2 separate regions of the Homo sapiens genome follow, and region 1 is linked to region 2. Evidence: read pairs that join two places in POLR2A ChIA-PET (ENCODE). Cell type or tissue: GM12878. All regions are shown on one strand. Each heading gives the region's core, and the rest is flanking DNA. Links, peaks and the distances in the headings are about the cores only. Region 1 holds the start of LINC02245 (long intergenic non-protein coding RNA 2245). Region 2 has its middle 90 kb from the start of SERTAD2.

Region 1 (16,721 bases), core at 5,342-13,341, 190 kb before region 2:
TTCAGGCCCTGTTAAAGAGTTGGATTTTATCATGAAGGCAATGAGATGCCAGGATATGGTTTTGTTCAGGGGAAACAGAATGATTGGATTTGCATGTCAGAAGGATCACTTTGGCTATTATGTAGAACATGGAAAAGAAAACCTTTTGAAAAGTCTAGACTAGTAATCCAGGCTCCCTTTATTATTATTGTTATTATTATTATTATTTGTTTTCATTCTCACTGTGAAAGCAGTTTGAGAAATAGACACAGATGGCCTCCTCGTGGAAGTCAAACCTCACCTTTATTCCTGAATAAGCAGTTAGCAAATGTGCCTTTGTTGTGAGGGCCAAATGGGTTTCCAGTCACTCCCTGCCCAATGGTTCCCTCCAGTCTAGGCCTTGGGCAGCCACCCAGGCATCCATCTGGGTCTTCTCTGGAGAATCACTGCCTTCCTCTGGCCAGGATGAGGAGGGGAAGAAGAGGCTGAGTCCCCGGCACTTATCATGGTCTTTCCATTGCTGAGCTCCACCTAATGGAGGAACATGGACACCTCTCACCCCAGGTGAGTTGGCCGTGTTAGCTCTAGAAGCACAGGGATGGGAAATCTGCGTTCTCCACCTTTGCAGGTGAGAGATAATGGTGGCCCAGTCAGGTTGGTGGCATTGGAGGGAGGAGGACAGAAAGAAGAATTGACAAGACTTAGTAACTGACTGGATGGTGTGGGTGATGGTTCTGTGTGCTCAAAGAAAAGTCAAGAATGAGGCTCAGGTGTCTGCCTCGCACGACAATGGTGGGCCATGCAATTCTATTTCCAGTCCACTTCCAGCCCTTAAGGTACCTTTGTGAGAGTTAGAAACAGGGCCTGCTGAGCAGGAGTAGCTATTGCCAAGGTGACATCCTATGAGTGGCATAGGCTGGATTCTGTCTCCCACACTCCTCCTGGCTAGAGGCCTCTGTGCAGGCTACAACCTGTATGGCCACACATTGTGGACCTGACACCACTGACTGAAATAGGGAGTGAGGAGCCAGTTGGTGAGCTGAATTTTAAGCATATTAGGTTTGAGGTGTCTGAAGACAATATGACATTGTGAGTCTGTTTCTTATTATTATTGAGGTGAAATTTGCATAACATAAAATTAAATATTTTATGTTATGTTATGTTATGTTATGTTTGTTATGTTATTTGACAGAGTCTTACTCTGTCACCCAGGCTGGAGTGCAGCCCCCACTTGATCCCTGCTCACTGCAACCTCTGCCTCCCAGGTTTAAGCGATTCTTCTGCCTCAGCCTCCTGAGTAGCTGGGATTACAGGCGCCTGCCACCACACTCGGGTAATTTTTGTATGTATAGTAAAGATGGAGTTTTGCCATGTTGGCCAGGCTGGTCTCAGACTCCTGACCTCAAGTGATCAGCCCGCCTCGGCCTCCCAAAGTGCTGGGATTGCAGGTGCCAGCTACCGCGCCCAGTCAAAATTAGCCATTTTAAAGCGTACAGTGGCATTGAGTACATTCACAGTGTTGTGCAGCCATCGCTTCTCTCTGGTTCCAAAACATTTCATCATCTGCAAAAAAGATTCCATACACAATAAGCAGTCACTCCCCATCCCCCTCCCCTCAGCCCCAGGCAACCACTAATCTGCTGTCTTTATGGATTTACCTGTACTGAATATTTCATATAAATGGAATCCTGGCTGGGTGTGGTGGGTCACACCTGTAGTCCCAGCACGCAGGGAGGTTGAGGCGGGAGGATCACTTAACCTCAGTTCAAGCGAGACCTCATCTCTACTAAAATTCAAAAAAATAAATATTGAAAATAAAAAATAAATGGAATCCTACAGTGTGTGACCTTTTGTGCTTGGTGTCTCTAACTTAGCATTTGTTTGTTTATTTCTTTTTAAGACTGGGGAAAAGATGGGAAGAAGCCAGTAGAGAAGGGAGATGTTGAAAACACAGGAGGGAAAGAGGAGGTGAGCAATAGGATGCATCCCTGAGAATGTGCTGGAGGGGGTGGTATGGGACTGCCTCTACACCTGCGAGGGCTGCCTCTCACGGAGGAAGCAGGAGCGATGAGGCAGATGCCGACAAGATCCTCCTGATAGGTTTGGTGGCAGCTGAGGGGATTTCCACCTAATGGTTTCTGTTTTTTCTGCGAAATAAGAGCTTGACCATCTACTGAGGGGAGAGTAGTGGTATTGTAGGTTTGAAGAAAATGATGATAATTGGAAATAGCTGCTGTGGAGAAAGGGCACAATCTTGCCGGGGAAATAGAGGAGGTTTTCTAGGCAATGTTGAGAGCGGAGTGAGGCTGGGGTCAGTGAATTCACAGTAACATAAATCTGTGGTGTGATCTGGTTTTATCTGCGGATCTCAGCAGCCTGGACGTGAGTGAGGTGTACGTGTCACATTTGGAGCCATGGCAACCATCCTGTGACCTGGAGGACAGAAGTCTAAAGGTAAAGTGAAAACACTGAGGATGGCGGAGCAGAGGATGGTGGGCGTCCCTCAGGCTGTTCTGTGCACAGTAGTGAGGATGACTCTGTTTGGAAGTCAGAACTCATTGCTCCTCTCCTCAAAACCCACTGATGACTCCCTCCCTCTCCACGAATAAAATTCCACATCCATAAAGCCCCATGTGATCTGACTCCCCACTGCCTCTTTGATCTCATCCTTTTACTCTCCCCCTCCCTCCCTCCAAGCCAACCTCTGGCTTCCTTGTTGATCCTTGAATGTTTCCAGCACGCTCCAGCCTCATGGCCTCTGCGCTAGCTGTTCTGCTTCACCTGGGATGCTCTCAGCCTGGAGTGATCTCAGCCCACACCTGGCCTGTTCACCCACTTGCTTCAGCTCCCTGTGTAAATGTCACCACCTTGGAGAGGCATCCTCTGACCACTCTCTTTCTAATGCACCCCTTTCTTAATCGTTCTATTCCCTTTTCCTGCCTTATTGTTTTTCAGAGTGCATATTAGCACTTTACACTTTAAGGACTTGTTTATTCTCACACACAAACTCTTACACTTCCTCATACGCACATGCACTCACACACAAACTCTCACACTCATATGCACTCACGCTCCCTGATACATGCACACACACTCTCTCACTCACATGCTGACCCGCAATCACTCTCACACATGCACAAATGTGAACTTCCAGAGAGCAGCACCCTGGTCCATTCCCCAACACCTAGAGCAGCACCTGGCATCTAATAGGTATTCAACAAATCTTTATTGAATTAATTAATGAATTAAAATAAAAAGCTAGGGGCTGGGTGTGGTGGCTCACGCCGGTAATCCCAGCACTTTCGGAGGCCAAGGCAAGCACATCACCTGAGGTCAGGAGTCCAAGACCAGCCTGACCAACATGGTGAAACCTTGTCTCTACTAAAAATACAAAATTAGCTGGGCATAGTGGTGCATGCCTGTAATCCTAGCTACTCGAGAGGCTGAGGCAGGAGAATTGCTTGAATCCAGGAGGTGGAGTTTGCATGAGCCAAGATTGCGCCATTGCACTACAGCCTGGGCAACAAGAGCGAAACTCCGTCTCAAAAAAATACAAAAATAAAAATAAAAAGCCAGCGTGCTTCATGTTATTGAGTCACTGAACTGACCCTGGAGCCACCCAGGCGCAGACTTTTTGTCATGGGAGAGTTGTCAACTGCCAGGTCCTGGGAGAAAGCAGCTAAGGCTGAAGCAGGGGGGCAGGGCGTGGGCACCCGGGATGGCACCCCTGGCACTCTGGTCAGAGCCCGCCCACTTCACCCATGGCCTGGCCCAGCTGGCCTGCCCCAGCCCTGCAGAGAAACTGAAACCAGAAATCTAGCTCTGAACCCTGGCCCCTCGCGTGTACGACAGCCCATGTGCTTGGTTCCTGCAAGAGAAAAATCCCACACTTCTCCAACCAGGACAAACCTGGTGTTTTCAGAACTTCCTGTCCCCAGGTTCACTGGTAGAGAATGGATTCAGTTGTAAATAGCAGGAATCTGAAAATAGCAGCTTCAGCAAATTAGGGGTTTAAGTTTCCCAACCGCACAAGCCTAGACTAGAGGTGTGTGGGTCAGGGCAGGTGCAGCAGCTCTGTGCTCTCAGTGGCCCTGAGTCCCTGTCTGTCTCTCTTCTGTCCTGAGCATGTGGTCCTGATTCCCACTTTCCCAAGCAAAGCCAGGGTTCTGATAATGAGGAAGAGAGGTGACCACGGCCAGAGTGTAAGCCAGTGGTTTTTCTTTTTTTCTTTATTTGCCATGGAGCCTAGCTCTGTCACCTGGGCTGGGGTGCAGTGGCATGATCTCAGCTCACTGCAACCTCCGCCTCCTGTGTTCAAGCGATTCTCCTGCCTCAGCCCATGAGTAGCTGGGATTACGGCCATCATGCTCAGCTATTTGGTATTTTTAGTAGAGATGGGGTTTCACCATTTTGGCCAGGCTGGTCTCAAACTCCTGACCTCAAGTGATCTGCCCACCTCAGGCCAGTGGTTTTCAAACTTTGCGTGCACTGGAGTTGCCTGGAGGGCTTGTTCAAACTGAGATTTTGCTCCTCCTCTCAGTTTCCTCCCTCACCGGTTTCCCAGTGATGCCAGTGACCAGGGACCATTCTTTGAGAACTACTGGCAACTGGTGTTGTCTGCTACCCCAGGTGATGTCACCTGGAATGTAAGAGAAATATGCAGAGTGGGAAAGCTGGCCACTGACTTACTGGCTTATCCTTAGAGTGGTCACCATTGACTTACAGGGACAACCTCAGTGTAGCTAAGTCTCATCTTATTTGGCTGTGTCCTCCTTCAGGCCCCTCACTTCCAGCACTCCTCGCACCTTCCTCTGTTGTCCATACAAGAAACTGGCTTCAGGACTTTCTGGCCAAGTGTGTGTGTTTGCACAGAATGCTGAATCCAACTCCCAGGTGCCCAGAGAAGTCAGGACTGGGCTGCTCCTTGCAGACTTTTTGTGAGAGGCTCCAAGCTGCCCTTCCTGGCTAGCAGGCTCTTCTGGAGAAAGGATGTTTACCTTTCACAGGTGAGGGCAGAACTCATTGCCACCTTTTGTTGTAAGTTTCTAAAGACACATGCTGCATGAATGTCTTAATGTCCTGCCCTAAGAAAAGTTTTCCATGCGGACAGGTACCCACCTGTGCTTTTGTGGAAGAGGATATATATTTTTTAATTGAGATATAATTCACATACCATAAAACCATCTTTTAAAAATGTACGAATCAGAGGGGTTTTTAAAAGTATATCCATGGAGTTCTGTAACTATCACCATGAATTCCAGAACATTTTCATTACCCCATAAAGAAACCCCACACCCTTTAGCCATTACTCCCTAATTCCTGATCCCACAGCACTAGCCCCCAGCAAACAACCTTCTGTCTCTGTGGACCTGCCTATTCTGGACGTTTCATATAAATGGAGTCATGCAACATGGGAACATTTGTTTCCGGCTTCTTTCACTTAGCATAATGTTTTCAAGATTCATCCGTATTCTAGCTTGTGTTATTCTTTTTATGGCCAAATAATATTCCATTGCATGGATGTATCACATTTTGTTTAACCATTCATCAGTTGATGGACATTTGAGTTGTTTTTTTTTCTGTTTGGCTATTACGGATAATTCTTCCATGAACTTTCATATGTGAGTTTTTGTGTGGAAACGTTTTCATTTCTCTTGGGTACATACTTAGGAGTGGAAGTGCTGGGCTATACTATATGGTATGTTAATCTGTTTTGCATTGCTATAAAGAAATACCTGAGGCTGGGTAATTTATAAAGAAAAGAGGTTTATTTGGCCCACAGTTCTGCAGTCTATACAAGCATAGCACTGGCATCTGCTCAGCTTCTGGTGAGGCCTCAGGAAGCTTTTACTCATGGCAGAAGGTGGAGGGGGAGCAGGTATGTCACATGGTGAGACAGTGAGCAGGAGAGACGAGGAGGTGCCAGGCTGTTTTTTAGCAAACAGATCTTGCCTTAACTAATAGAGTGAGAACTTGCCCATTACCATGGGGAGGGTACCAAGCAATTCATGAGGGATCCGCCCCCATGACCCAAACGCCTCCCACCAGGCCCCACCTCCAACACCAGGATCAAATTTCAACATGAGATTTGCAAGGAACAAACATCCAAACTATATCATATGATAACTCTAAGCTTAACTGCTGAAGGAACTGCCAGACTGTTTGTCAAAACTTCTTCATGATTTTACATTCTCCCAGCAGCGTATGAGGGTTCAACTTTCTCCATATCCTCGCCAACACCTGTTATTGTCTGTCTTTTTCATTGTGGCCATCCTAGTAGATATGAAGTGGTATCTCATTGTGGTTTTGATTGATGATGTTATTTTACAAGAATATGTCTGAATGGTACTCATGAGAGCTGTCTCCAAATATCTGAGGGCTTATTAGTTCTAAGGGGGGACTTATAAGTTGCTATGGTTGTGGGCCCAAAGTTGGAAGACTCTGCTCATCAAAAGGAGGCACCAATCACACAGCAAGTCAGCACCTCATGTGTGTTCAGCACTGTTGAAGTTAAACCATTAGGCTCGTACTTTGCGTCAGGCTTCTTGCTAAGTCCCAGGGATCTAATAAATCCCAAGCTCCTGGCAATCCTAGGATGGCTGCCTTGTTATCCCCATTTTAGGAATAAGGAAACCGAGGCTCCTCTAGGTTAAATCACTTGGCCAAGGTCACACTGAATAGGTCTGGGTTTGGACCCAGTTCTGCTAGACTCTAAACCCAGTGCACTTAGCCATTACACTCTACTATTGTGAAGGATATGGAAGCATAACATGTGAGGCTTGGTTTCAAACAGTTCAGTTGTAGGCACAAACCTAAAATGCATGAAATAGTGATGAATTAGAGGAAAACAGTGGATTATTAATTACTGAGGTATGGGGTGGTACCATTCTTGGAGGGAGCAGGAGTTTGTGTCAGTTAGCATTGACTAGATTATGTATCAGTAACAGATAATCCCAATATTATAGTGGCTTAAAGGAACAAAGATTTATTTCTCATGCTGCATGTCCGTTAGGAGTCCACAAGGAGGCTGTGCTTGTCAGAGTCACTCAGAGTGATGTCAAGATATCACTCAGAGTCACTCAAGCTGATGGAGCTTCCCTGCCTCCATTGTTGCTGGTTGCTTTGCCAGAATGAGCAAGATGAATGAATCTTGCACTAGCTCCTGTCTGGCAGTGACACACCTCAGTTCCATTCACCTTCGCTCACCAATGCAAATGATGTGGCCACACCCAACTTCAAGGGGGGAGGAAGTATAATCTTTCCATGTTCCAGGTGGAGTACTAAAAACACTTGGTGGACTACACCAACAACCGCCACCGAGTTTGTAGACAGAATCATGTAGGACTTGTGGGTATTGAGCACCAGTTCAAGCCAAGGGCAAAATGAAGTCTCCATTTTTACACAGAAGAATCTAGGCCTGCAAATAAACAGGTCAGTGAACTATCCACTAGGAAACTCACTGGAATACAAGAACATTTATTCATTACTCTAGAAACACCAAGAGATGGTGCCCCATGCATGGACAAGCAGGGACCACCTTGGTTCCACCTTCCTGCGGAACAGTCGTCTATCAGCTTGCATGGTATTCTTTCCTTAATGTGACATCTTCATATGAAAAAGCCCTTGTTTTCAGCAGCAACCCAGTTAGGTCTCTTTGGTTATTTTTGCATTGTGTACCTCCCATCACACGTTAGGGTTGGACAAAGATCCAGGAAGCCAGGCTTGGAAGAGAGGCTGTCTGAGTCTTGACCTACCTGCTGCTGCCTGGAGAGGCAGGGCTCCCCTACAACATCCAGCCTGCTCTCCTGGTTGACCAGCACTCCCTGGGAAAGGTTAGTGGCATACACACAGCCCTGGGCAGCAAAGTAGAGACTGAATTGAAACAGATACTAACTAAAATAAGACCTGCCCATTATTGTATCGATCTGTGCTTTTCAGCTTTTTAAAAACAATTTCTTCTTCAGATCGACATACAAGTCTCAAAGGTCATCCCTGACCCAAGGTTCTGATACATGAAGAAGCATCTCTCTTGTCTGTGTGTCCCCACTTGCCATGAGTATTTTTTTTTTTTTTGAGATGGAGTCTTGCTCTGTCACCAGGCTGGAGTGCAGTGGTGCGATCTCGGCTCACTGCAATCTCTGCCTCTCAGGTTCAAGCGATTCCCCTGCCTCAGCCTCTCGAGTAGCTGGGACTATAGGCGTGTGCCACCACACCCAGCTAATTTTTGTATTTTTAGTAGAGTCAGGGTTTCACCATGTTGGCCAGGATGATCTCACTCTCTTGACCTCGTGATCCACCCATCTTGGCCTCCCAAAGGGCTGGGATTATAGGCATGAGCCACTGCAACCAGCCAAGAGTATTTTATTGAATTTTACTTTCTATACTTTTGTCAGAAAATAAAAATTTCCAAATATAAAATTGTTATTATTTATAATTATTAATTATATTAAAATTGAATCTTCCTTTTAAAAACACTCATGTTCCTGTGAACCAGCAAGTACATCACTCCCTTGGGCTAGAGCCCCCAGTTGAGACTCGATGAACTCCAGCAGAGACTCTGACGAAGGAGTGACACAGTGTGTTGGGTCAGAGAGAAATGTGAAGCCCAGCAAACATATGTTCAAATCCAGATGCCACCATTCGGTGAACATGCACCCCGAGCAACTTTCCAGGGCTTACTTTCTTTGTCTATAAAATGGGAACAACAGGTACAGTACCATCTAGTCCATGGGGGTCACCAGAAGAAACTAGAAGATGTAACACACAAGGAACATTTAGAAGCAAGCATGTAACAAACACTCAGCAAATGGCGACTACATTATAACTTGTCCAGCCAAATAGATATGACCAGTGGTAACACGGAACTGAGAATTTTCACAATGTACTATTTTTACATCTTAATTTCTTTGGGCTTCTCTGCTTCCTCTTTTTAAAAAAGCTTACCACCCACTTGTTATTCTGGAGGGGGATGAACATAGATAAAAAGAGAGTTTAAGAACTCTTCATGGAAAGATAGCCAAACCACTAAAATACTATTTCAACAGAGGAGGTCACAGAATGGTGGAATGGTAGATCTGTAGGACTAAAGGAGACCTCAGATTTGTCACTCTTATCTGACTCATGAAACTGAGACCCAGAGAGGTGAAAGGGTGTGCTCGGTCCGGTAGCTGTGTTGCAGACTATGTGAATGGCACCTCTTGGTGTCATGCAATGCATAACAACCACCTGTGCAGCCTCATGGCCCTGCACAACCTCCTGACCACAGCGATGGAATAAAGTGGTCCAGTCAGGGGCATTTTCAGCCTCTGGGGATGTTGATATAGTAACTCCTCCTCTTTTCCCATACCCTGAAAAAATGCAGCCCAAGAAGCTGCCGATGCTCTTACAGCTGTGAGGGGAGGGGCTGCCCGAGGAGAGAGGTAACCTAGAGTTGAGAGATGGAGGAAGAGATACAGAATCTGGATGGCTATGCTCTGATCCTGTAATCCGACTATGCCTGAATGTGGATCTACCTTCCAAAGGTAGGGTGCTTTTCGTTTGTTTGAGCCATCTGGTGTCAGATGTTCTGTCACTTACTACCTTGTTATAATTAATAGAGGAGCTCAAAGAGCTATAAATATCTAAGGAGGAAGAGTTCAGGTTGCAAAGCCTTCCTAGACAAGGTTGCTTCAAAGGAAGGTCTGAAAGGAAGAATGGGAGGCAGGCAGGCTGCAAAGGGAGAGAAAATTCAGGGAAGGAGAAGACCAGGAACAGAGGCCTGAGATATGAGAGCCTGGTACTATGGACTGGATGCTTGTGGCTCCCCCCTTCCCCCTAATCGACTTGTTGAAGCCCAGTCCCCATTGTGATGGCATTAGGTGGTGTGGCCTCTGGAAAGTAATTAGGCCATGAGGGTGAATCCCTCATGAATGGGATTAGTGTCTTCATGAAAAGACAGGAGAGAGCTTGCTTTCTATCCTCTCTGCCATGTGAGGACACAACGAGAGAATGGTCATCTGCAAACGAGGAAGAGGTCCCTTACCAGAGCCGACCATGCTGGCGCCCTGATCTGACTTCCCGGCCTCTAGAACAGTGAGAAATAAATCTCTGTTGTCTAAGCCACCCAGTATATAGTCATTTATAACAGCACAGAGTGACTGAGACACCTGGGGTGGGGGTGTTTGGGGAATCATATTTAATTAAGCCTATTTGGTTAGAGTGTTGGATATCCAAAGCAGGTAACGGGGGTTAGGATTAAAGATGTAGGTTCCTACCAGTCTGTGAGTTTGTTCTTTTGTATTTTGGATAATAATTCAGCAAGAGAGGAGGGATGAGAATGAAAGGAGAGAACTGGTTGCGAGACTATTGGTAATTTTTGAAGTATGAGAGTCCATGGCTTCTAAGGTGACCAACTGTTCTGATTTGCCCGGGACTGAGGAATTTCCCAGGATGTGGGACTTTCAGTGCTAAAACTGAACAGTTCCATGCAAATGGGGATGATTGAACACCCTGAAACATCACCCAAACCATAAAGGAAGATATTGATAGATTTCATTCCATAAAAAATAACATGTGAATGAAAAAACAGAAAATAGTCTGAATGCATCTAAACTGTTTTTCTCTAGAAAAAAATTAAAATAAATGACTATCTCTTTGGGACTCAAGCCATTTAGTGACATTGCCCTTCATTTCCTGATTGCCAGTATCCAACCTCCTTGTGCCTGAACCCCATCAGTACTAGGAGCCCTGTCGCCTATGAATTCCCAAGTTCCTACATCTCACTTTAGCCAAAATCATCCATGTTTGCAGCACTCTCTTGCCTGTCATGGCCCTCCAACCTCCTGGAGCCCTCTGACTCCTCCATTGTTGCTCTTTCTTTCTTCTGTCTTCCTTCTCTAGCTAGTCAAGATCACCTAATCAGTCACTTCAAATAACTTGGTCGATATCATACCCTGTGGTCCTCTGCACTTGGCAAAATTCTGGACTCCAGATCAATTCCACGATCTATTCACCTTCTGCACAAAGGATGTGGAAAAACCGCAGATGAATTCTCAACTGCAGACCAATGCTTCTTTATATTCTTCTCTCCCACTTCCCACACAACTTTGAGCCCCTGCTCTACCACTGAACTAGCTGTGTGATTTGGGGCAAGTTGCTTCATCTCTCTGGGTCACTGTTTTCTCACCCAAAAAGTGAGATGTTGTAAGGAATAACTGAGTTAGTACGCATAAAATGCTAAGCACAGGCAATGGCATGTAATAAGCACCTCATAAATGCTGGCTTTTACTGATGCTAGGATTTTGAATGCACACTTAGAGGGGTTAAGTCAGTGTGTCAGGAAGTAGCAGGTCATAGCATTGTGATGTTTGGCAAATAAATGACACAGGACACTAAACTGTGCAAAATTTTACTTTTGCAAAGATTTAATTCCACATTTCACCAAAGATGATGCTTTGGTCATCAGTCAATGATGAAGGCATCATTGACTAATGATCCCTTATGATCATTAGTCATAAGGGAAATGCAAATTAAAACCACAATATACCACTATGCATATGTTACAATGTCTAAAGTTTAAAAGACTGATCATCCCAAATTTTGGCAAGAATGTGAAGAAACTAGAACTCTCATACCCTGCTAGTGGGAATGGAAAACATTTGAAAGAACAGTTTACTGTTTCTTTTTCATTTTTTGGCACTTTCTTAATATGCTAGATAAACATCTACCGTAAGATCCAACTATTCCACTCCTAGGTATTTACCCAAAAGACGAGAAAGCGTAGGTCCACACAAAGATTTGTACACAAATGCTCACAGCAGCATTATCTATAATGGCCCCAAAACTGGAAACAAGCCAACTGTCCCTTAACAGGGACATGGATGGGTAAACAAATTGCATTGTATTCATACAGTGGACATAGTCCTCAATAACAAAAAGGAATGAAGTATTGATACAACACAACATGGATGAATCACAAAATTACATTGAGTGAATGAAGCCAGTAAAAATAGGACATATGGCTTAATTTCATTTATATAAAATTCTAGAAAATGGAAACTCATTTATGGTGACAGTAGGCAGTTCAGTTATTGCCTGGGAAATGAGGAGGGGAAGGTGAAAAAGGGCAGGAGTGAGAAATTACAAATGGGCTTGAGAAAATTTTCTGGGGTGATAGATACGTTATCTTGATTGTGGTGATGGTTTCACTGGTGTATAAATATGTCAAAACATGTTGAATTGCATACTTCAAATATATGTAGTTTGTTGTATGCCAGTTGTACTTCAAGAAAGCTATTACAAAATGACTTTTGCAGATTAAGAGTCTCAGCTCTTAGAGATGTCAGCTGCAAAAAGGGAACCCAGTTGACTTGGATAGGAAATGCATGTCACCATATTGCTTAGACACCACCAAACTAGTGAAATAGCTTAAAGGGATCTGATATGAATAAATGTATAATTACTGTTTGGAAGATATTTGTTGTAGTTTATTATTTTATAGTTGCATCCAGAATAAGAAACCATGAAGACACATATAAATATTTTCCAGTGCTAAAATATTTGCCTCTTGAGCAGGGTTGAGTGGATTATTAAGAATTCCAAACAATAATTACACATTAGTTTAAATATAAGCCTAGGACTAAAAAGAAATATATCTCAAAAAGATAATAAAATGAAACAAGCAAATGTTCACAATGGCAATTAGCACCAATTTAGTAAAAGAGAAGGACAGTCCATATTCCTTAAAGGGAAGCCAATTCCTGAGGCTTTCTCCCCACATTCATCAAGGCTGCTGAAGAGGGCATTTCCCAAAGAACAGCAGCCTCCAATGAGTGCCTGGCCATGTGAGAGAAATTATAAGTAGATGGCTGCTAGGACGTTGTTTTTCCCAAAGGGGAAATTGTGCCAAACCCAAGTGGGAGAAGGCAGCCAAGAAGAAGAGAGCAGGCTCACCACAATGTAAAGCAGCAAAAAAGGAAAAGTGCCCAGGTCACAGTGACTCTCTCACTGTCAGACTAATAACTGTCATTTCTTGCTGCTGTCAGTAAGACTTTTCTCCAGCAGCCATCCCCTATCTACCAATTTTCTTTCCTAATCTTGGGCCAGAATCCCCTAAGATATATGGAGCATTTTACTAGGAAATAGTACCAGATTTCCCTAAAGAATTAAAAACCTAAAACCCAAAAGGAGTAGGGTGATCAGGCAAGTGGAATAACTATAACAAATAACTAAATATAAGAAATAGCCAGGTGTGGTGGCTCAGGAGTGTGAGGCTGCCGTGAGCTATAATTGTGCCACTGTATCCAGAGCCTGGGCAACAGAGCAAGACCCTGTTTCTGGGGGGTAATGGGGGGAAGGAATGTATACAGAGGCCAGATGTGGTGGCTCACGCCTGTAATCTCAGCACTTTGGGAGGCTGAGGTTGGTGGATCAACCTCTGAGTTCGTGGAGTTTTCAAATGCCCCTTGGAACTGACATAAATGTTTCCTACAGAAGAAGAAAGGCAAGGAAGAGTTGAGGCTCTAGCTAGCCCTGTGGCTGTGGGTGAGCTGCCCGGCCTTTTCAAGCCTCAGTTTCCTTGCCTGTCAAATGGGATTGTTAATGGCTACCTCACAGGGTTGCTGAGATGCTAAGAGCCCTGAAAGGGTTTTGCAAAAGCCAAAGCATTTTACCAACATGGAAAATTAGCACCATCTGTGTGTCTATGGAAAATCAGACAGAACTTTGATATATTGTTTATACCAGGTTTCTTGATACTTTCTAAACAATATCCTGGGCTGGTTGGGGTAGCTCATGCCTATAATTCCACAATTTTGGGAGGTCAAAGCAGGAGGATTGCTTGAGCCCAGAATTCGAGACCAGCCTGGGCAACATAGTGAGACCTCATCTCTATGAAAATTAAAAAAATAAAAAAACACAAAAAAACCACCAACCAAGAATATTATGCAAAGCTTTAATTTCGGCCCATTGCATTATGAAAACAAGTAGACATTTGTCTTGCTTCCCAGTTGTACAAATTTCTGCCTCCCTTGAGATCTTGATTTATCTGTCCCCTTTACCCCACCCACCATCATGTGTCTAAGGAGATGACAATGACAACCCAACTGAGGAGGCTGGACCCAAGGACTAAACTGTGGTTGGCCTTAAGGTCTGACTGGAAGCCAGCAGTTCCTGGCTCCTCACCCCTTTTGCCTCTCCTCCCCAGAGCTGAAGCCACATGTATTAGTCCTTTCTCACACTGCCATAAATAACTACCTGAGGCTGGGTAATTTATGAAGAAAAGAGGTTTAATCAACTCAAGTTCCACAGATTTGACAGGAAGCATGGCTGGGAGGCCTCAAGAAACTACTTACAATCATGGCAGAAGGTGAAAGGGAAGCAGGTACATCTTACCATGGCAGAGCAGGAGAGAGAGAGAGCACGAAGCGGGTAGTGCCACGCACTTTTAAACCATCAGATCTTGTGAGAACTCACATATTATCACAAGAACAGCAAGGGGGAAACTGCCCCTATGATACAATCACCTCCCACCAGGTCTTTCCCCCAACACCGGGGATTACAATTCAACATGAAATTTGGGTGGGGACACAGAGTTAAACCACATCATTCTGCCCCTGGCCCCTCCCAAATCTCATATCCTTCTCACATTTCAAAACCAATCAGGCCTTCCTAAGAGTCTTCCAAAGTCTTCACTCATTCCAGCATCAACTCAAAAGTCCAAGTCCAAAGTCTCATCAGAGACAAGGCCAGTCCTATCCGTCTATGAGACCGTAAAATCAAAAACAAGTTAGTTACTTCCAAGATAAAATGGGGGTACAGGCATTGGGTAAATGCACCCATTCCAAATGGGAGAAGTTGGCCAAAACAAAGGGGCTACAGGCCCCATGCAATTTTGAAACCCATCAGTACAGTCATTAAATCTTTTTTTTTTTTTTCCGAGGCAAAGTCTGGCTCCGTCACCTATGATGGGGTGCAGTGGCACAATCTTGGCTCACAGCCTCTGCCTCCAGGGCTCAAGCCATCCTCCTACCTCAGCCTCCCAAGTAGCTTGGACCACAGGTACACACCACCATGCCCAGCTAATTTTTTTTTTTTTAAAGAGACAGGGTTTTGCCATGCTGCCCAGGCTGGTCTCAAACTTGTGAGCTCAAGTGATCCACCACCTTGGGCTCCCAAAGTGCTGGGATCACAGGTGTGAGCCACCGTGCCCAGCTGATTAAATCTTAAAGCTCCAAAATAATCTTCTTTGACTCCATGTCTCACATCCAGGCCATGCTGATGTAAGAGGTGGGCTCCCATGTGCCATGTCCCAAGGCTGCACAGAGCAGCTGGGCCCTGGGCCTGGCCCATAAAACCATTTTGCCCTCCTAGGCCTCTGGGCTTGTGATACAAGGGGCTGCTGTGAAGGTCTCTGACATGCCCTGGAGATATTTTCCCCATTGTCTTGGCAATTAACATTTGGCTCCTCTTTACTTATGCAAATTTCTGTAGCTGGCTTGAATTTCTCCCCAGAAAATGGGTTTTTCTTTTCTACTGCATGGTCAGGCTGCAAATTTTCCAAACTTTTATGCTCTGCTTCACTTTTAAATGTAAGTTCCAATTTCAAACCATCTCTTTCTCTATGCATATCAGCATACACTTTTAGAAACAGCCAGGTCACATCTTGAATGCTTTGCTGCTTAGAAATTTCTTCTACCAGATATCATATGTCATCACTTCCAAATGGAAAGTCCCACAGATCTCTAGGGCAGGGGCAAAATGCCACCAGTCTCTTTGCTAAAGCATAGTAAGAGTGACCTTTACTCCAGTTCCCAGTAAATTTCTCATCTCCATCTGAGAGCACCTCAGCCTGGACTTCGTTGTCCATATCACTATCAGCATTTTGGTCAAAACCACTCAACAAGTCTCTAGGAAGTTTCTAACTTTCCACATCTTCCTGTCTTCTTCTGAACCCTCCAAACTCTTCCAACCTTTGCATGTTACCCAATTCCAAAGTCACTTTGTCATTTTTAGGTATTTCTATAGCAGTGCCTGACTCCCAGTACCAATTTCCTGTATTAGTTCATTCTCACACTGCTATGAAGAACTACCTGAGACTGGTGATTGAATCATGGGGGTGGACTCCCACCAGGCCCCACCCGCAACATGTGGGGATTGCAATTTGAGATGAGATTTGGGTGGGGACACAGAGCCAAACCATACCACCTCAGCATTCCATCTCTGGTCCCAGCCAACTGCAGACTCTCAGGCTTTCATGCTGCATCCCTAGTATCTGCCTGTTCCAGCATCTTGAATGCTCGTTCAGGTTGTAAGCAAATACCTATGCAGTCCTTGTTCCTGAGGCTCAGTCATCATAACTTGCCCAGAAGCTCGGGGCACTTAGGATGGGGTTCCTGCCTTGCCTTTTCCAAACACAGTTCATTTCCCCTGTCCTTGCTACAAGAATGGGTCTCCCCCAAAATTCAGGCCACATGTCCAGGCTGTTGTCCTCTCTGCAGACATGCCTGATGAGCTGACCTGTGAGGACCTCTGAATAAATCAGGGATTCTCAGCCTCAGCACTGTTGACATTTTAGTGGGATAATTCTTCACTGGGGGCATGTGGCTGTCCTGGGCATCACAGAATGTTTACCAGCACCCTTGGCCTCTACCCACTGGATGCCAGTAGCACCCCTCACCCAAGATGTGAGAACCCAGCCTGGATGTGAGACATGGAGTCAAAGAAGATTATTTTGGAGCTTTAAGATTTAATCAGCTGGGCACAGT
Region 2 (16,721 bases), core at 4,490-12,489:
CTTCAAGACTCCAAAGCTAAATTATTCCTAGGTCTCTCCAGATGACTCCTTTGTGGAAAGGGGATGTCGGGTATTCTAAGTGAATTTGAGTAGAGATACAGTGTCTAATTTGCCTTTCCTTAGTTTCTTCACAGAAGCAATTGTCTTTAAGTCTCAAATTACGTGCAGAAATGCACCTGTGGGGAAGAAGGTGGGTTCTTGCCAGTGTATTTGCTTTAGTGAACATCTCCATTCAGGTTTATTGGTGGTTACAGTTACAGTACTTTCAAGTACAAGGGTGTGTAAAGGGTTAAGGTCTGTAAAATGATTGCTGGACAGTAGCCAAGAAACTGTGAAAAGCCATAACTCCTGGGAATCAGCAGGGAGGAGAAGATCTAGTAGTGGGTGCTGCGGAGCACCGACGTCAGGGTTCAAGGTGAGCCAGTGGGAGGAAGATCCGTGCGGGAGGGAGGGTTGGAGGAAGCTGAGGTATCGACATGCATTTACAGCTTCGCTCATACCAGGTTAAGAAGTGCCTTTTCCAGAAACTCAGTAAAGCAACAGGACGTATTCAGGAGCTGTTTCGACCTGCCCACACCCTACCCTGACTTTCCCAGAAAACAGGCAAGCAAGCAAGGGGCAAATGTCACGGCCAAGCCTCCCGCCTACGGCTTCCAGCCTCCTCAGATCCCAGCACACAGCCCCGCCGGACTTCCCCCGGAGCGGTCTCCAAGAGTGGGCACTGCGTGATCTGATTCACTCCAAATCTGGCTGTCCCCCGGGAGTGGGGTTTGGCCGTAGGGGCTCCCCGGCAGCGCCAGGCAGAGTCTGAGCAGCAGCCGCCGCCTGCACGCAGAGTTAGGAGCCAGCCTCCGCCGCCGCCTCCTCCTGCCGGATCAGAGTAGGCAGCACAGCCAGTCCCCATCGCTGTCACGCAGCCAGCAGCGGGCCGCCGCCCCCCCGCGCAGCCCCGGCCCTCACACTGTTATTTGCGTGACTGACCCGAGCCGCGCGGGAGGGGAGGGCTGGCCCGGAGAGGAGCTGGTGGAGAGGAGGAGGCCGGGCCCGCCCGCTCCTTCCCCTCTGGCCGGCTGCGGAAGCCCTCTCCTCCCCATTGGCCACACGCTCGCGTCCATCACTCCCGCGAGGCGCTCGGATTGGCAGAAGGCGCACTTCTGGAGCGAGGAGGGCCGAGTGACTCCGCGGGTCTCCGGCGCCTCCTCCTTCCCTCCACCCCACACTTGAACGTCCACCCACCTCTCCCCACCCCCCACTCCACTGCCCCCGCCCCGCTCGCGGCAGTGTCCTTAGAAGACTCATTGGGCCAGGGGTGCAGCCAGCCGCTTAACGAGCCGCGCCGCCATAGGTCGAGGCCCACGCCCGTCGGAACGATGGGCCTCACCATTGGGTAGCTCCGCTCCGCTCCGCCCCCTCAGCTCCTCACCCTCTCGTCGCCGCCTCCTAGCTCACCTCTTTCTCGGCCCCCTTACCCCGCCCGTCCCCGCCGCATCACCCCTGTCCAGCTGGGCGGGGATTGCTGTACGACTCTGTAAAGTCTGTGAGTCACTGCACAACCCATCAATCCAATTAAATGTCTTGAGCGAGCCGAGCAGGCGGTGCTGCCGCCCGCCGCCGCTCGCCCCGCCGCGGCCGCCCCTGCTCCTGCTTGCAGCGCCCCTCTGATCCATGGCTGTCTGTCTGTACTTGTTACGGTGTAACATCCTCCTCCTCCTTCTCCTCCTCCTCCTCGGGAGCCGCTGCAACTTCCCCTCAGCCAGCCTCCTCCTCTGCCTGGGGACTGCAAAGGCATGGGATAGACCCAGAGCCGCTTCCCTCTGTCTCCCCTCCAGCCCTCGCTCAATTTTCCCCCCTTTAAATTAAAGTCTGTTCCTCGCTCCTCGTCGTTTTAGAGATTTATTGGTTGGTCTATTATTTCCCCTGATTTTATTTTCCCTCTCTGGGGCAGAGATCGTAGGGGCCGGTGGGTTTATTTTAGGGAGGGGGCGCTCCATCACCCCACCCCTCCGTTTCTCCTTCTCCCTTTTCGGCCGTGACTTGATTTCCCCGCTCCTCTGCGCTCCCACCCCTCGAACTCACCGTCCTGTACTCGAGTGACGCACAGACACCCCCCGCCCACAGCCCAGACGCCCCCTCCCTCGCTGCCACCCCGACCCGTCTCGGAGCTGGACTGGGTGCCGACTTCTTCGCAGAAGGGTGAGTGCTGTGCTGGGTTGGGTGAGGAGGATCTGAAAAAATGTGGTGGCCGGTCCACTGTTGGGGAGGGCAGGGATCAGGTTGTGGGCTGCAGGTTCCCGGTCCGGCGTGGATTTAAGGTGGCGACTCCCTCCTTTCCTCCCTCCCTCGCTCCCGCTTCCTCCGCCCCTCAGCTCCTTATTCACCAGCCTTGCTGTATATCTAGGTATTGCCAGACTTCCACCATCGGGGCATTATAACGCTTATAAAACATTTGGTAATGGCATGCTTTCTGTCTTTAGGATGCTTAGAGAGCAGTGATAGCCACCAATGTGATCTGATAGATTCTATCACCTGCAAAAAGTGTAAAAGGGACGATGGGTACGTTTTCTTCTAATTCAAAGTTAAACTTTTATTCAATAAAGGCAAGGCAGAAAGGTATTTTTAATTTTAATGCGTGGCGATAGGGCAGCGATAAAGCAGAGAAAGACAGATTGTCTAGTGGCATTGCTTAGTGTTTTTATTTGAAAATAGTTTTATGGGTTCCCTATTGAAAAAATATCAAGTCCGTATCAAAGGTTATGAAGTCTTTGAACCTGTTGGGGGAAAGCAAGGTAAGATGGAAATCCAGCTTGACACTTCATCTTTAGCTCACCTCTGTTACAGGGAGGCATTACAACACAGAGTTTTAAATTTCTCAGTCACTGGACACAATGGAGCATGTTAAGGATATGAGAGAAATATGGATTATTTCTCTTTTGATATCCATCTTTTGTGTACTTCATTGCTTGTTCAGCAATGTCATACTACAGAATTTTGTAAAATTTTGATTTGGTTTCTTGGTTGTCCATAGCTCAGAAGTACAAATACCTGTCTATATATGCTTTATGAGGATGTTGCCATATGCATCTTTCATATTTTGTTTGAAATAAAAGTAAAAATTATGAGAAATAGTTGCTCAGAGTTGGCTTCTGAGGTTGCTTTTTAGAATTCAGCTGTTTTAAAATGGTATTACTCTTTTTGAGTCAAGTTCTGGGCTAGTTGTCCACAAGATTCAAATGAGGCCAAACCAAACATGTTTTGAAACATTAAAGTACAGGAAAGGCCTCTTAATAGTTCATTCTCTCCTTCTCTTTCAGAGTAACCAGAATAAGTTGTTACTAAATTTAATTTTAAAGAATAGACTGTTCCTGTACCGAAATCTGCCAAGTTGCTACAGAAATATTTCTTTTTAAAGAGCAGAAATGTGTTTATGATCAGCCCAAAGTAGTAAAGATGAAAAGTGACTTAAATGTAAATGCTGTCTTAAAGAAATGCTTGTCATAAGCCCCAAAACCTTCCAGAGTGTTTCAGGAAGACTTACACAAAACCTTTTTGAATTGTTTAGTAAATTTTATCATGTGACCTTTTTTATGAGTGTAAGACTGAATTATTGAAAGACCTCATAGCACAAGGGAGCCATGCTGCCAGAGTTTGAATCTTACCACCATCCCTCACTGGCTGTGTGACCTTGGGGGACGTTTCTAACCTGGCTTTTGTGGGTTTTGTCCTGTAGATGGAAAGAATGACTTCTCAAGGGGTTGTTGTAAGGTTGCATGAGAGTACATGTCACAGAGCACTCCAGGTTAGCTACCCCATCATCACCAGCAGTCTTAGAGAGGTGTCTAGTGTAGTGGTTAAGAGTAGGACCTCACGCTGGTTCATGCCTGTAATCCTAGCACTTTGGGAGGCTGAGGTGGGAGGATGGCTTGAGCTCAGGAATTTGAGACCAACCTGGTCAAGATGGTGAGATCCGGTCTCTACAAAATAATTAAAAAAAAAAAAAAAAAAAAGTGGGGCTTCCAGAACCAGATTCCGTAAGTTTAAACCCCAGCTTTTCCTCATTATCTTTGTGACCTTGGCCAAGTTAGCCTCAGTTTCCTCATCTGTAAAATGGAAATAATAGCACCTACTTCATAGGGTTATTGTGATCGCACAGAATGAGTTAATATATGCAAAGATCTTGAGTAGTCTTTGGTGCATCTTTGCAAGTTTAACTCTTATGTGCTTTGCATATCTTGAAATATGAATATGTTTTTTAGACAATTTTTTGTAAAGATAAATTTATTGTTATCAATAAAATAATCAAAATTTTTATCAATATGCCTAATGTTTTATGAGATTTATACTTTTAATCTAGAGTTTGTATGACTCTTTAAGAAATAGAGCTACTGGACCAGGCACAGTGGCTCATGCCTGTAATCCCAGCACTTAGGGAGGCTGAGGTGGACTTTGAGCCCAGGACTTTGAGACCAGCCTGGGCAACACAGCAAAACCCCGTCTCTACAAAAAATACAAAAATCAGCTGAATGTGGTGGCACATGATTGTAGTCCCAGCTACTGAGCCCTGGAGGTGGAGGCTGCAGTGAGCTGTGATTACGCCACTGCATGCACTCCAGCTTGGGCAACAGAGACCCTGTTTTTTTTTCTTTTTCTTTTTCTTTTTTTCTTTTTTTTTTTTTTTTGGAGACAGAGTCTCTTTCTGTCGCCCAGGCTGGAGTGCAGTGGTGCAGACTTGGCTCATTGCAACCTCTGCCTTCCAGATTCAAGCAATTCTTCTGCCTCAGCCTCCTGAGTAGCTGGGATTACAGGTGTGCGGCACCACGCCCGGCTAATTTTTGTATTTTTAGTAGAGACACAGTTTCACCATGTTGGCCAGGCTGGTCTTGAACTCCTGACCTCAAGTGATCCACCCCTCTTGGCCTCCCAAAGTGCTGGGATTACAGGCATGAGCCACTGTGCTTGGTAAGACCCTGTTTCAAAAAAAAAAAAAAGAAATTTAGCTATTGAATGAATTGAGTTGATCCCCTTTCATTTAAACTTGCATAATAGAATGTACATACCTCTATTAAAGTGTAATACATATCACACATTTGCTGTTATCTGTGGTTTTCCCTCCTGTTAAACAAAGCTCTTTGAGGGTAAGAATAGTATTTCATTTATAATTTAATCTCCAGTGCCCAGTACCTTTTATTTAAAGAAGCTTAATTAATGCATGTGAAATTAATTAAATAATGCTACTCTCATGTTTATAGTAGTTGAGTGACATTATAAGTGATACTTATACAAATATAAGTAATACTATTATTTGTATTATTGAATTGAATTTTCACTTTCTCAATTTTTGCAAATAGAGAATAAATGAGAGGAATTACAGTATAATTTACTCTTCATTATGGAACTATTTTTTATTTTCAAGGTTAAACAGAAAATAGTCTGAAAAGTATGCCTGTCATATCCTTCTTTGATACCTGACATGTCCAGTTTTTAATCATAAAATCTGACTCCCACACTTTCTGTCATTAAGTTGGATGTTGTTAATAATTAATATGAATTATATGAATTAGATTTGGAATGTCCCAAAAATGATGATATGATGTTATTATCTGTTACAGATTAATAATAATAATGTATCAGCCTAATCCTGTGAAATTTAAAATGGCATCATTTCCTTAGGGACCACATCCTTATTCTCTTTCCATTCAAGAGTGAAACTTTCTCTTGAGCAGTCTTAATAAATAATTAGCTATTGAAATAGCTGCACTAAATAGTGTGGCAGGAATCATAAAGGAAGCATATGTAATTAGTAAATAAAACACACTCTAAACTTTACCATACGCTTAATATGGTTACTCAATTGGGGAATATATTTTTCAAAATAAGCAAAGTTCATGGGGCCTACCGCCTGCCTCATTTATAGAATCATTCTATTTTACTTGTCAATAAAATCCAGTCTAATTACTGAGCCCTCTGAAGTTATAAAAAGCCAGAATTATCTTTCATTAGAGATCCTTGGTAATAAAATCTGAATACTAATCTACTCAGAATTGTTACAGTGTTCCATCACATTGTTAAAACTTTTCAAACACATATATGAAATATCTATTACAATGTGGGCAATTTTGTGTATATAAATCTTCGTTTAACCAAATCATCAGTTACCCAGTTCAGTTGAATATATTACATTTTCATTGGCTAAAATAATTAATTTAGAAAACTTGCCCTTTTTTGTTTTGATACATTTAAAGCAGCTAATCTACAGTGAAACTTTAAAAAATAATAATTTATAAGCACTTAGAACCTATGCTTAAGTGTTTGGTTGCAAGATCGAAAGTCTATTTTTCACTTGACACATTTTAGCGTGCCATTTATTCTATAGGTCACACCTCTTTCTTTCTTTCAGCTTTTTTTTTTGTGAGGACATTTGGGTATTTATTAGTGTTTTACAGACATATACAATTTCCGCAGGTTTTTTTTTTAAACAATGTTTGTTGTGTACAATTATTTGGAAAGAAGAGCAAGGAAGGGTAGAAATAACCTTTGAGGCTTGCGATTTCTATCCTTGTCTTCTAACATTAGGAACATGGATAACTATCTATACACTTTGTCAGTAATCAAAAGGAGAAGAAAATAACGTATGCATTATCTTATGGCATAAACTCAGAATTAAGGTCCATGAAGTTCTATACTGAGTGATGCTACTGATTGGCATGTGACCTTGAGCATTACACTTAACCTTTACCACTCTCCATGAGTGAAGGCAGTTACCCTCTGCTCACTCACAGAGGAAGTTGTAGGGGTCAGTTGTAAGTGCTTTTTAAAAGCATTTGAGAAGGACACAATGCAAGCAAATACAAAGTAAACATTAGCATTTATAAATGAATATTTGTTCATCATTATTTAAAAATTGTGACCTTTCAGATTTTTTACCTAATGGGCATTTTTCCTTTTAATTTTATATGTGAAGAGACTTCTTACTAGTATGTTCACAAAAATATATATATGGTACCTTTTAAAGAAGCAATGAACTTTGGTTTAGCTGAATGGGGTTTTAAATGTTGTAACACTGAGATTTTGGTACATCCTGGGTTATAACAGATGTTGATATTTTTGAGAACAAACTTCAGGTATCTTGAGAGTTAATACATTTTATTAAGTTAAAGTTTATAAAACTTATATTTGCATTGCAGGAAAACATGTTCAGACTTAGATTCCATTAGCAGTGTATTTAAATAGAAAAATTAATCATATTATTTACTTTTAAATTTCGAAAGGATTACTTGGCTGTAGGACCCATCTTGTTTTATTTTATATTTTTATTTTTTTGAGAAGAATGGAATCCCTGGAAAGGACCCTTCTTTATACTAACTTTTTTTTTTTTTTACCTTGAATGCAGTGAAATATGCATTATTTCAAAATATAGTGGCTTGGAGGATTTAATTTATTTCAGCTAATTTTGTATTTAGGAAAGCTAGGGAAGGCCTGTGTGGAAAGGCTGCGTTTTAAGAAACTGTGTCCCTAACAATGAGTTAGGAATTATTAAAATTTAAAAGTCAATGTATATAATTAGCATTATATACATTCCTTTGAATTCAGTTTTATGTCTCTGTGATTATTAGCAGAATTGTCACAACCTCATGATGTTACTCACTTTTTTAAGCGAAAATGAAATTCTAGTTTACTCAGAATAACAACTATTAAAACAAATAAGGCATGTAAAGAAATATTTCTTCTAACTGACTTTAAGAAGAGTGAATAGTGATCCTCAAATGTGAGGTTTCTAAGCAGAAAGCAACTTTAAAAAACATATTGTCCTTACTGTTCAGTAGCCAACCCACTGAAACTTAGAATGATCAGTTTTCTTTTTGAATTTAAAGTTCACATTGATGTTTATAATGTGTCGTGTGTTGGTATGTATAACTCTTTGGTATTGAATATTGACCTTTAACATATTAAATAAAATGATCAAACTAGTCTACCTTTTATTTAAATTTCATCTGTTTTTCACACCCTTCTTTTTATTCTTACATTGTATTTCAGTTTTCTTAATATTTCCACGTTTGTCTTTTCTTTTTATGCAGCATCTTCATTTTACTCTATCCTGTCTGCCTCCCAAGAATCATAGGAATTCTTTTTCCTTGATCATAGCAGGTTTTTTTTTTTGTTAGCTCCCTTTGCATTTGCCTCTATATAAGGTATGGAGTAGGAGTTTTTATTTAAACCTAAGACCAAGTTATAGCTTGTGTGAGGTGGTAACAAGGGAAAACTGTAACATATTTATTATTTACTGATTTTCTATTAATCTATTTTATGTGGAGGAGCCCACAGATTTTTTTCTTTTCACATTATCTTGAAATGTTTCATCCAAGCTTTTTTTTTTTCATTCCATGTCTGGTTCCCTGGTGAGCTTTGGAGTTGGTTTCTGCCATGATCATTGCCACCTGACCATGAGGAGGGTGGCTTGCCTGAGAACATCACATTAGCCAGAATGAGCAGCTCCTTTTGTTTTGTTTTGTTTTGCTGTTGGCTCTTTAAAGCCAGGCAGAACATCAGACCATGTCCACTGTGACATTTTCCAAGGTTCACCGTTGTGGAATGATTAATGGTCGTTGGTGAAGTAACCATCAGCTTCATTGTCTTCTATGGCTTCAACTCAAATGAAATGTATCCCTTTGAGTTAACTTTAGTTTTGATTTTAAGGGTTCTTTTTATCCAGAAAATCAGAGTATAAAAAATGTATTTTTAAACAAGAAAGATTTACATAAAAATCCTGTAAGTAAGAGTTTTTGTACGGACCAAACGTCATTGATCTGGAGAAAATATTTAATAGTTTCTCAAAATATCTGACATATTTAGACATCAGTAGTAGAAAAGCTTTAATTAAACAAAAATAAGTCCTCCTTTTGATTTAAAAAGCAAAGTCTATTTTTACTTTTTAAACAATTTGAATGCAAAATTAGATAAACTGAGTTTTGGAGTTGATTAAATAAGATATTTCCCAGAAATGGTACTTTATAAAATCTATGCCTCATGGAAGAAGTTTGATCTTTTTTATACCTATACGTCCCATTTTGGGCTTCTATTCATTTACTCATTCAGTTAATTCAACAGATATTTATTGGGCACTTACTATGGGTCAGCTACTCTTATTAAACACGTATGATATAGCGGGGAAGAAGAGGGATGAATATACTTGCCTTTATGGAAATTCCAAACTATTTTGGGGGTATTTACAGCTTGTTATCTACTATTTGGAGTAGTTATAATGAAACATTGTACAATAATGACCTGAAAAAAATAAGGATTCTTTACATGGATTTTATGCCTGCTGACTTGGTATAAAAGGAATCCTAAATCTTAAAACAAAATTTCATTTAAATGGACAATTTTTATTTGAATTTGAGTTGAAATATTAAAAACAATAATGTCAATAGTTTCCAACAGAAATCATGAATCATCCTCATTTCTGAACCCTGGAAAACCTTACAGTGGACAGAGTCTGAAATTTCTCCTAGGTTTTCTTTATACTTTTAAGTTGTTTTATCCTATTGCTTTGTTTTCTTTGTAATAGAGCCTGAGAAAAAGGGTAACACTGAAAATTACACAATGGAAATGGAGTCGTCTCTGCTATATTGCACAATTGGCAAGAAAATCTTAAGTTTTCTTTGTCTAGTATACATTAAGAACTAATTTTTTGTTTCTATGATTGTACTATGTAATTTCCTAAAGAAACAAATAAATAAAATGCTTAGGGTTCATTTCCACCTCAAATATTAAAGTAGATATACCTAAGTATCTATGCAGTACAAGTAGCATTAATACAGTATAACATATAATGATTTTCATTAATTGTTTCATTTTTATTAATATTTAATACATGTCCCAAGTGCTTGAGGCTATCAGAGACTAATAGTAAGACATGGCATCTGCCTATAATGGTATTCACAGTCCAGTTAGAGACAAAAGAGCTCCATATGAAAATTAAATCATTTATATTAGGCAATATGTAATTTAGCTTAATGGGAAGTCTAGGGTGGACCACTACAGTAAGCCTAGTCTTGCATCAAGTGAACTTACCTTCTAGAAGAAGTTTTAAGTGGCCTTCCTGGGAATCCATCTTTCCTTTTAAGTCTGGGCAAAAATGGTTAGCAGGCTTTCTTTTTGTCCTTGGACACCTAAGGGTAGAATAGTCTCTGCGCTAGCTGTTGCAGTGGCTCAGCAAGAGAGGGGAGGAAAAGGGAATGGAGCACACATTTTACCCATTTATTATTCACTAGCTATCACCTTGGGAAGCAAAAAGTGCACCTGAGAATAGAATATATGGACACAGTATGGATATATTTTAGTTTCTTGAGAATAAAAATTATTCAAGACTGAGCACAGTAGCTCACACGTGTAATCCTAGTGCTTTGGGAGGCTGAGTTGAGAAGATTGCCTGAGGCCTGGAGTACGAGACCAGTCTGGCAACATAGCGAGACCCCTGTCTCTGCACAAAAAAGATTAGCTATAGGTGGTGGTGCACACCTGTGGTCCCAGCTAGCTTCTTGAGGGGCTGAGGCAGAAGGATGGCTTGAGCCCAAGAGGTCAAGGCTGCAGTGAGCTATGATTGAGCCACTGCACTCAAGCCTGGGTGACAGAGTGAGAAGCTGTTTAAAAAAATTATTTCATAGCTTTGAGAAGCCTGATACATCAATATGGGCCCCATGGACAAGGGAAGTTCCTAAAAAAATGGAAGAATCACTGGAAGGGGAATAAAACGTGGGTTGGAGGCTTTTGACAGTTACTGAAGACGCTTTCTTCCTCGGTTTTCCCTAGAGCAGCCCTGCCTACAAGATGGGTGTCCTCCAGACCTAATATAACAAATTTAGGAAGTTTGCATATATTGCTATGATTTATAGATATAATCTCTCTAAATTGTTTTGCTTTGGAATTAGCTGAAGTTCCTGATGTGTGTGTGTGTGTTTAAATTCTCAAATGAAATATTATGTGACTGTGGCTTTTGTTTTCATTTTCTTGGATATTTGAAAATAGTAAGAATCTCTGTTTTTATAGTACAGGTGTTTGTTCATTTGGAGCTAAATCTAAGATAGGATAATACAACGTATGCTTATCTCTTATATTTAAATTAGGGGAAAAAGGCTGGGCGTGGTGGCTCATGCCTGTAATCCCAGCACTTTGGGAGGCCAAGGCTTGCGGATCACCTGAGGTCAGGAGTTCGAGACCAGTCCGGCCAACATGGTGAAACCGCATCTCTACTAAAAATACAAAAACTAGCTGAGCGTGATGGTGCGTGCCTGTAATACCAGCTACTTGGGAGGCTGAGGCAGGGGAATTGCTTGAACCCAGGAGGCAGAGGTTGCAGTGAGCCAAGATCGTGCCACTAGACTCCAGCCTGGGAGACAGAGCGAAATGCCGTCTCAAAAAAATAAATAAATAAATAAATTAGGGGAAAAAAAACCCAAAGTCTCAATGTTTATCTGTTAATAACAGTATTCGGATACTTATGTGGATACTTCTTTTAAAAAAAAAAAAAAGATTATCTGTATGAAAAGTTTCTTTTCCTGAAAACGATTTCTCCTAGAACCATCAATCTATATGATTCAAAAAGCCACCAAAGGTGTTAATTTTGTTAATTATCTAGAAAGTTGTGATGGTTTTGAGGGTGTATACATATGTCACAGCTTATTAAATTGTACATTTTAAATATATGCACTTACTATATATCAATAAAACTTTTAAAAAAGCCAACCAGATTGTAAGGTATATTTTCAGGATAAAATACTTATTATCTTTGGGAGGTCGAGGCAGGCAGATCACCTGAGGTCAGGAGTTCAAGACCAGGCTGGCCAACATGGTGAAACCCCGTCTCTACTAAAAATACAAAAAATTAGCCAGATGTGGTGGCGGGCACCTGTAATCCCAGCTACTTGGGAGGCTGAGGCAGGAGAATTGCTTGAACCCAGGAGGCGGAGGTTGCAGTGAGCCGAGACTGTGCCACTGTGCTCTAGCCTGGGCCACTGACTGAAACTCCGTCTCAGGGAAAAAAAAAAAAAAAAAAAAAAAAAAAAATATATATATATATATATATATATATATATATATTTTTATATTATATATTATATAATATACGATTATATATAATATATATTTTATATATTATATAATATACGATTATATATAATATATATTTTATGTATTATATAATATACGATTATATATAATATATATTTTATATATTATATATACAATTGTATATTATATATATACACACACACATTTCTTATAATAGGTATTTTCCTTTTTTTGAAATGGAGTTTCGCTCTTGTTGCCCAGACTGGAGTACAATGGCGCGATCTTGGCTCACTGCAACCTCCGCCTCCTGGGTTCAAACGGTTCTTCTGCCTCAGCCTCCCGAGTAGCTGGGTTTACAGACACCCACCACCACTCCCGGCTAATTTTTTGTATTTTTAGTAGACACGGGGTTTCACCATGTTGGCCAGGCTAGTCTCGAACTCCTGGCCTCAGCCTCCCAAAGTGCTGGGATTACAGGCGTGAGCCACCATGCCCGGCCAAGAATTATATTTTTAAAGTTTGTTATTTATGTTTTATTTCTTTATTTCATCCACCCTTTATTCACCTATATCTCATACCCCAGAAACACATATTTCAAGTAAGAAAGATAAATAGAATTAAGGAGGGCTTTGTGCCCGTTGAAATTTAGATATAGGACCTTAGAGAGCTTTTTTACCATATGTAAGACTCACTGGAGTATCTTTAAGTAATTTGCCCAAATTTGAATTTGGAGAATTGGAGTTGTGTATTCTTCAAGGAATCCTTTTCTTATAGTTTAACAGATTGTGACTTATCTTTGGCAAGGAGTAAAGAGCATGATTTTAGCGAGTCTTTTTCCTCCTCTTTTCTTTCTTTCTTTTTTTTTTGGAAGAGGTTAAATGGCTTAATGCTTTTTAAATATTCCTTTTTCTCCCCTGCATGTTATACATTAAATTTTGGCATGTTGGGCCATAGACTCTATGAATAGATTTGTTTAGGGAAGAACCAGGTTTGTTCAATTATTCTTGCCTGTATGGTCTTCAGCACAGTACAGATACCTTAATATAAGTTTGTTAATTGGTGGTTTAATGTTAATCAAACATTCCTTATGTTGCCCAGTATATATATCAGGCAAATTTCTGTATGTATAATATCAGGAATTTTTTTTTTTTTTTGAGGTAAGGTCTTGCTCTGTTGCCCAGGCTGGAATGCAGTGGTGTGGTCACTGCCTACTGCAGACTCAACCTCCCAGGCTCAAGCAATCCTCCCACCTCAGCCTCTCCAGTAGCTGGGACTACAAGGTGTGCACCATCACTCTTGGATAATTTTTATTTTATTTTATTTTTTGAGACGAAATTTCATTCTTGTTGCCCAGGCTGGAGTGCAATGGCACAATCTCAGCTCACTGCAACCTCCACCTCCCAGGTTCAAGCGATTCTCCTGCCTCAGCCTCCTGAGTAGCTGGGATTACAGGCACCCACCACCACACCCGGCTAATGTTTTTGTATTTTTAGTAGAGATAGGGTTTCACCATGTTGGCCAGATGATCTCGAACTCTTGACCTTCAGGTGATCCACCTGCCTCAGCCTCCCAAAGTGCTAGGATTACAGGCGTGAACCACCACGCCTGACCAATTTTTAACTTTTTCTTGTAGAGATGGAGTCTCACCAGGTTGTTTAAGCTTTTCTTGAACTCCTGGCCTCAAGCAATCCTCTTGCCTCAGCCTCCCGGAGTGCTGGGATTACAGGTGTGAGCCACAGTGCTGGGCTGAAGCTTCTTTATTGTTGGAATTAATGCCTATGTTAAATTTAGAACATTGGCAAATTTTCATGAATTAAAAAAATAGTCTATAAAAATGATCAGAATTGTGTTTCTGGGGTTGGGGCTACCAGGGCATTAATGAGTGATTTGAAAGCTCTAGCTCTTTTTACAACACTAGCAGGACACATTGGAATCACCTATGTCCAGGCCACAACCCAGAGGTGAGGCCCTGGGTTATTGTAATGTGTAGCCACACTGTGCTCTATGATGCTGTCTCTCATACCGTATTCCCCCATACCCAAGCTTTCTATCATAAAACTTTTCAGACATGTAGAAAACCTAACAGAATAAGTCAACAAACACCCATATTCTCTCTACCCAGATTCAGTAGTTATTAACCTTTTGCTGTATTGGCTTTATGAGTCTGTCCCTCTTTCTCTGTATGAGTACTTTTTTCCTGTACCATGTGAAAGTAAGTTTCAGACATCATGAGTCCTTACCATTAAATACTTCAGAATATATGTTCTGAGAATAAGGACATTTTCTACATAACCACAATGCCATTATCATCCCTAGGAAAATTGGTAATAACTTGGAATGCTTTTCAAAAATTCAGTTCATTAAAGACATATGAATTTATATCCTACTAAAAATTAAATGCATATAAAGTGAGAAGTTTCACAGAATATGGAATTCTGGAAATTTTCTGGTAAAGATATGCATTTCTTCTCTGTGTTTACAAGTGAGGCCACTACTTCAAACATTTTTATGAGGTAAACACATTTTCTATGTTTAGTGAGGTAAAATCTTTTCTAGCTCTCCCAACTCATGATCATAGCAATGAGAAGAAAGAAACATTTCTCAAAGTTCATGCCACAATGTGGTTTAGTGGAAGAAGTTCAGTCTTGAGTCAGAAGGAACAGTGTTGGTTCAAATAGTTGCTCTGCCTGTTCACTGGAGGTGACCTTGCAGAAGTGAAGTTCTTTTATCAGTTAAGATGCTTTTAGAAACTGCCCTCAAGCTCACTGGAATCATCAGGAAATGTATTCTTTCACACAAAAAAATTCAGAGGCAGGGCAGGCTTCAGGGTTGGTCAGTTCTGGAGCTCAGGTTCTGAGTGTCCTTCTGCCTTGCCAGGCTCCTTGTTGGCTCTGACTTTGTTTCACCTCCTTCCTCCAGCTGGTTTATAGCCATATATCACCATATTCAGAAGTCAGAAACCTCTCCACAGGGATGGACCGTCAGTTTTCCTGTCTGATTGGGCATCTCTGCCCACTTCTGGATCAGTAACTGTCTTCAGAGAGCGTTCTGCCCTGGATGGCTTGGACTAACCTGTAACCCTACCCCTAAAGCCAGGATGGCGTTCACTTAGGGAGAGGAAGGGAGGAATGGATGTTGGGTATGTCTCTAAGACTTCATTTTCTTTGCTGTAAAATGGGAACAATAATATCTACCTCTATGCTTATTACTGACATAAAATAAGTAAAACAACAAACACAAAGCTGATATTTAATAAATGTTAATTCCTGTTCTTTCTTCTCTCCTTTCAATCTTATATAAAATCCTATCTTCCACTGATGCTGCCACCCTCCATACTGGTAAGCATTTGTTTTTTTTTGTTTTTTTTTTTTTTGAGACGGAGTCTCACTCGTCGCCCAGGCTGGAGTGCAGTGGCGCCATCTCGGCTCACTGCAAGCTCTGCCTCCCAGGTTCATGCCATTCTCCTGCCTCAGCCTCCCGAGTAGGTGGGACTACAGGCGCCCACCACCAAGCCCAGCTAATTTTTTGTATTTTTAGTAGAGACGGGGTTTCACCGTGTTAGCCAGGATGGTCTCAATCTCCTGACCTTGTGATCCGCCCGCTTTGGCCTCCCAAAGTGCTGGGATTACAGGCGTGAGCCACCGCGCCTGGCCGCTGGTAAGCATTTGTAAGTGACTCTCCCTTGGCTGGTCTCCTACCTGACCTCTCACCTCACTATCTAGGGCATAGCATTTTATGTGAGCTTTGCAAATTGGTCAGACCTTCCATTAACCTATCTTGCCCATCTTATTTTTTTCTTATATATTTCTTTTAAAATTTTTCTGTAATATATCCCTAGAAACATCTTACATAATTTCAACTTCACTTGATATTTTTCCAAAACCGAGGAAGGGAAATTGTTAACAATGTGTACAAGGCCAGGCATGGCAGCATGCACCTGTAGTCCCAGCTACTCTAGAGGCCAAGGCAGGAGGATCACTTGAACCCAGGAGTGTGACATCAACATGGGCAACATAGCAAGACCCCATATTTTAAAAATAACACTGAAAAAACAGTGTGTTGTACATATTTATCAAATGTGAAAAAAAAATCTCTTCAGCTTTGCTGTCCATAAACACAGAGTTGAAATAGATTTCCCCCTTTATGAAAAGAAAACCATGATGACCCATGAAAAGGTAAGCAAAATAAAATGCTGTTTGAAATATAGTAACTTGTTTGTCCAGGATAGACCAGGTCTTTGATATTTTAGGAAAATCTAGACTCACCACAGTAGTGTAGCTGCTCCAGTTTCACAGAATTTCCTTTAGAAAAAAAATCGTGTCTAATTCCAGCCTGGCCAAGATGGTTAAAACCTCGTCTTTACTAAAAATACAAAAATTAGCCAGGCATGGTGGCGGGTGCCTGTAATCTCAGCTACTCGGGAGGCTGAGGCAGAAGAATCACTTGAACCCGGGAGGTGGAGGTTGCGGTGAGCCGAGATCACGCCACTGCACACTTGCCTGGGTGATAGAGCAAGACTCTGTCTCAAAAAAAAAAAAAATTGTGTCTAATTTACCAATAAATCTCTTTTGGATTCTTTGGTCTTGAACCCTCTCATACCTACTGCAAGAGAGAGTCATCTTCCAAAGACATGTTTTCCAATACTCTATGCAGGAACA

What was found. Peaks named below come from ENCODE experiments on the same cell type or tissue, not always from the same donor. Only the 100,000 strongest peaks of a DNase experiment are listed, where the experiment ranks them.
Region 1: POLR2A ChIA-PET joins it to region 2 with 8 read pairs; 4 of 35 experiments call an interaction of 5 or more read pairs at or near these places.

Annotation. Positions count from the first base shown.
Region 1 is chr2:64,925,124-64,941,844 of GRCh38, reverse strand. It overlaps LINC02245 (long intergenic non-protein coding RNA 2245), which reads left to right and starts at 9,398. Exons shown (of 3, transcript NR_036586.1): 1 at 9,398-9,500. RefSeq lists enhancers at 3,149-3,704, 8,584-8,733, 8,774-8,843, 8,884-9,023. In GM12878, for the core only: a CTCF peak has its summit at 7,021; a DNase peak (open chromatin) is centred at 9,134; H3K4me3 peaks cover 6,928 bases; H3K27ac peaks cover 6,974 bases.
Region 2 is chr2:64,735,753-64,752,473 of GRCh38, reverse strand. No RefSeq gene overlaps it. Among named protein-coding and RNA genes, the nearest start is that of SERTAD2, 90 kb to the right of the region's middle. RefSeq lists silencers at 752-1,751, 2,083-2,152, 6,694-6,773 and an enhancer at 14,057-14,116. In GM12878, for the core only: no CTCF peak of the experiment used is centred there; no DNase peak of the experiment used is centred there; H3K4me3 peaks cover 2,162 bases; H3K27ac peaks cover 2,464 bases.